Regions from separate parts of the Homo sapiens genome. Here region 1 is linked to region 2. Evidence: chromatin loops called from intact Hi-C (ENCODE). Cell type or tissue: heart left ventricle. All regions are shown on one strand. Region 1 overlaps CENPU (centromere protein U). Region 2 has its middle 12 kb from the start of LINC02427.

The links. Hi-C counts contacts between places; a loop is a spot of excess contacts. Peaks named below come from ENCODE experiments on the same cell type or tissue, not always from the same donor. Only the 100,000 strongest peaks of a DNase experiment are listed, where the experiment ranks them.
Region 1: it touches region 2 in a loop (2.5-fold over the local background); 17 of 110 quality-filtered maps call a loop at or near these places.

What each region holds. Positions count from the first base shown.
Region 1 is chr4:184,723,698-184,726,197 of GRCh38, reverse strand. CENPU (centromere protein U) reads left to right here. Exons shown (of 13, transcript NM_024629.4): 4 at 1,136-1,241. Among named protein-coding and RNA genes, the nearest start is that of CENPU, 9.1 kb to the left of the region's middle. In heart left ventricle, no CTCF peak of the experiment used is centred here; no DNase peak of the experiment used is centred here.
Region 2 is chr4:184,548,039-184,550,538 of GRCh38, reverse strand. No RefSeq gene overlaps it. Among named protein-coding and RNA genes, the nearest start is that of LINC02427, 12 kb to the right of the region's middle. In heart left ventricle, no CTCF peak of the experiment used is centred here; a DNase peak (open chromatin) is centred at 1,288; H3K4me3 peaks cover 709 bases.

The DNA.
Region 1 (2,500 bases), 180 kb before region 2:
TTCCCCCCTTGTTATTCACAGCAATAGAGTAAATAAATCCCTTTGCCTCGTGGAGGGCAATACAAAGTATACTACTAACTTAAAAATTGTGCAGTTGATATGTTCATTATTTAAGCAGCTGTTTAGTTGAAAAAATGTTGAAGTTTGCACTGTCATGCTAAACTTTGAGCATGAAGAAATGGTTGCTTGGCTCTTACCAGGCCCCCTTACAGCAGTTCAGCTCTGTCACCACTGGCCACCTCTTCTTCTCCAAGCTCTCTACCCCTGCGTTAAGTCCTGGGTCTCTCCTGTTACTCCTCTTTCCTGAGCACCCGCTAGGAGCATCTTTCTCCTCTTAGCATCTCCTTTCTGTGCCTTTCCACCAAGTTCATTTGCTCTCCTTCTCTTTTATCTTCTTCCTCATTCAAGGTATCTTTTTATGTTATCTAAAGGCTCTGGCATCCCAGAGTAAAGCAGAGAGGAAGTAAGGGAGGCCTGGAATCTCCCCAAAGGGCTTTTCATTCAAAAATACTGAGGGCCCACTATATGCAGGGTACTTTGTGAGGTGACCTCTCTAGGCCTGTTGAGTTTATAGTTTAATGCAGTGGTCTCTCATGCAGAGTGTATGACGCCTGACAGGGATGAGGAAAGAAAATGTTGGACTTCCGATTTATATTTTTATTTCATTAAAATTTCCCCAACCTGGGCAACATAGTGAGACCCTGTCTCTACAGATAATTAAAAAATTAGCTGGGCATGGTGGCATGTGCCTGTAGTCCCAGCTATTTGGGAGGCTGAGGCAGGAAGATCGCTTGAGCCCAGGTGCTTCAGGCTGCAGTGAGCTGAGATCGCACTACTGCACTCCAGGCTGGGCGGCAGAGTGAGGCCCTGTTTCAGAAACCAAAAATAATTCCATGTAAGTGCAGTAATAAAGGTTTATTATTCATAAATATTCATGTATTTATTGGTGATAGGGTTTACAATTTTTATTGTTGAGGTGTGAGATCAAAAACATTTGGGAAGTGGCCTGTGTAATTGATTTTGATTTTGTTAGTTGAACAAAGATTGTTTTGTACTCCATTGTAAGGGAATAAACTACAGTACTGCCCAAATAGCCAGACTTTTAAAGTTGTGCTTCTTTTTTGTCTTTTGAAAGATCCTCCTTTACATAGCACAGCTATATATGCTGATGAAGAAGAATTCTCCAAACATTGTGGACTGTCTCTCTCTTCAACTCCTCCAGGAAAAGAAGCAAAAAGAAGGTACTGGTGTATTTCAAGCAATTGTTTATTCATGGTTAATGGGATTTCTGAGAAACTCTTTAAGATAGAAGCTAATAAAACAAAAGCATTTCAAGATCCTTTGAGCCAACTTGTTATGCTTTTTCTCAAGAGAACTGAGGCATAAAAACTTTATTAATAATTGACACGATAATTATAATAGCTGTGATAACTGACAGAATTCACACCTGATTATCCTAGAAATCATGCCTGGGAAGATAGTTTAGCTTTGAGTCAAATAAGAAAGGAGGGAAAGATTTTACAAGCATAGAATGTTAGGTGATTTTTGGGAGGTCTCTTTCATTTACAAATTCTCTATAATTATCACAAATGAGATGTTTCCTTGTATATGGTAGGTGATAATTACAAAGCAATAAAAAGGCTGTTTCAGATGCACTGTCCCTGAAGTGCATTGGTTTGAGTCTTTGAGATTTATGTGAAGCTATAGGTCCAGAAAATCTCTATAAAAATGATTTCATAGAGAAAACTTGGGAGCAAGTTATATAATGCAGAACTCTTCGATAACTGTAGTACTCATTTAAAATTATCTAGAGCAGCTCTTTGACTTAGGGACCTCTGTTGGGTAACAGGTCAGTTCTAGTTACTAAATGTATTTAGCAAGTATCAAAAGTGCAGTGTATTTTTGTTTGGTTGTTTGTTTGTTTGTTTTTTTGAGATGGAGTCTTGCTCTGTTGCCCACGCTGGAGTGCAGTGGCTCAATCTGGGCTCACTGCAAGCTCCACCTCCCGGGTTCACGCCATTCTCCTGCCTCAGCCTCCCGAGTGGCTGGGACTACAGGCGCCCGCCACCATGCCCAGCTGATTTTTTTTGTATTTTTAGTAGAGACGGGGTTTCACCATGTTACCCAGGCTGGTCTCGATCTCCTGATCTCGTGATCTGCCCACCTCGGCCTCCCAAAGTGCTGGGATTACAGGCGTCAGCCACTGCACCCGGCCAAAACTGCAGTTTTAAAACAAATATCCCAGCTGGGCAGAAATCTGAGAAGTCATTTTGAGATTGTCTACACTAGGGAAGTTTTATAGTACTTGGTTATTTTGGAGACTCCAGCTTATTTTTTTTTTTTTTTTTTTTTTTTTGAGATGGAGTCTCGCTCTGTCACCAGGCTGGAGTGCAGTGGCGCAATCTTGGCTCACTGTAACCTCCGCCTCCCAGGTTCAAGCAATTCTCCTGCCTCACCCTCCCGAGTAGCTTGGACTACAGGCACGTGCCACCATGTCCAG
Region 2 (2,500 bases):
TCCTTCCAGTTGCTGTTTCAAACTTTATCCCAAGAACTGAGGTACCATTCAGTAAAAGGCAACTCAACAATAAGGCTAAGTACTTGTTTTATGTTTTCTCGTGATGAATTTATTTCTTGTCTTTGAGTTTACAATGACAGCTATAAAAGTGATTGTCAATAATATTAGTATAATTTAATTTCTAATAGAATGAGTTTTCTATGTATGTGTTAGAGCTACGATATTCTTTTTTTTTTTTTTTTTTTGGAGATGGAGTCTCACCCTGTCACCTCGGCTCAATGCAACCTCCACCTCCTGGGCTCAAATGGTTCCCCTTGCTCAGCCTCCCAAGTAGCTGGGATTACAGGCGCCCGCCACCACACCCATTTAATTTGTGTATTTTTAGTAGAGACAGAGTTTCACCATGTTGGCCAGGCTGGTCTCGAACTCCTGACCTCGTGATTTGCCTGCCTCAGCCTCCCAAAGTGTTGTGATTACAGGTGTGAGCCACCATGCCTGGCTGTAATCCTCTTGCCTCAGCCTCCCGAGTAGCTGGAATTACAGGTGTGTGCCACCACACCCAGCTAATTTTTGTATTTTTAGTGGAGACGGGGTTTCACCATGTTGGCCAGGATGGTCTCTCTCTCAACATGGTGATCTGCTTGCCTCAGCCTCCCAAAGTACTGGGATTACAGGCGTGAGCCACTGCACCTGGCTGATATTCTTAATAATATCAGAATTTGTTTTGTGCTCTATGATGATGATACTAGTGAACTGTATTCTCAGCAATATTTTGCAATGCCTCACACTATTAATACACTTATTTGTGTTTTTGGCTGGGTGCGGTGGCTCACATCTGTAATCTCAGCACTTTTGGAGTCTGAGACAGGTGGATCACTCAAGCTCAGGAGTTCGAGACCAGCCTGAGCAACATGGCGAAAGCCCATCTCTACTAAAAATACAAAAATTAGCCAAGTGCGGTGGTGCATGCCTCTAGTCCCAGCTACTTGGGAGGCTGAGGTGGGAGGATCACTTGAGCCTAGAGGTGAAGGCTGCAGTGAACCGAGATTGCGCCACTGCACTCCAGCCTGGGCGACAGAGCTGGACCCTGTCTCAGGAAAAAAAAAAACAAAAAATCAACTATGTGCCATGCACTGGGAAGACAAAAAGATAAAATCACTCCTGCATTTAAGAGGCTCACCTCTCTCAGAGGGAAAAAATAGAAACAATGAGAGGTAATGACTATGTACAATGGGAGTGAGACAGCAATCTCCAACCGGCCTGTGCACCGGGGTGGACCCTCGGCAAGTTCACGCCCTTCGCACTGGGGAGGAGCCCGGCCCCACCTCTTTCTGGGTGGAATCTAGGATTCAAATTGGCAGACAGGAAGGGCACCAGCAGGGACTCTGGCTTCGCAGAGGGTCCCTTTTCCTCCCTTTTTTCCTTTTCACCCAATAAAACCCTGCTTTACTCACCCTTCAAACCGTCTGCAAGCCTACATTTTCGTGGCCGTGGGACGGACAAGGACCCCGTGGTTGGCTGAACTAAGGGAAAGTCCTGTAACAGGAACAGGGAAGGAGGTCTGCTGAGGGTCCGGAGATCTTGCAGCTGAACTAAGGGAAAGTCCTGCAACAGGAGCATGGAGGGAGGTCTCTGCTGAGGGTCCGGAGATCTTGCACAAGAGGCAGGGCTTCAGGTCAGACTTGCAGGATGAGTAGGTGATGGGCAGGGGCGTGGGAGTGGGGAGGGGAGGAAGTGGAAACAGCCCGGATCCAGGAAAGAGGCAGAAGGCAAATGCCAGGAAAACGCACATCATTCCCTGGAGCTGGAGGGAGAAGACCAGCACACAAGAGCCGGAGAGTACAAATAGGAGACGAAACGTGTGCTGGATCCTGGTCACAAAGGAGCTGCTGTTCCCTTCGAAGGAGGGGACACTACCTTGAAAAGCTACAGAGGGATTTCAAGCAGAGAAGAGCTGCAACCTGATGTGTCAATCTGAAGAGCACTCTTTGTCATTTATGAGTAAGGAAACGTTGGAACTTTAAGAGACACAGAGCGACGTCTGCATACTTCCTTTTGTATGGCAACTTCCTGTATTAAGGGTGAGAAACCCTTAATACAGATTCTCATGATTATGTGTATTGTGAGGTGGTATTGGGGTTCTCAAAGGAGAGGGTTATTCCTGGTTGTTAGTTGTTTTTTAAATTTTTGTTTCTTTTAAAATTATTTGTTTTGGGGCCGGGCGCGGTGGCTCACGCCTGTAATCCCAGCACTTTGGGAGGCCGAGGCGGGCGGATCATGAGGTCAGGAGATCGAGACCATCCTGGCTAACACGGTGAAACCCCGTCTCTACTAAAAATACAAAAAATTAGCCGGGCGTGGTGGCGGGCGCCTGTAGTCCCAGCTACTCGGGAGGCTGAGGCAGGAGAATGGCGTGAACCCGGGAGGCGGAGCTTGCAGTGAGCCGAGATGGCGCCACTGCACTCCAGCCTGGGAGACAGAGCCAGACTCCGTCTCAAAA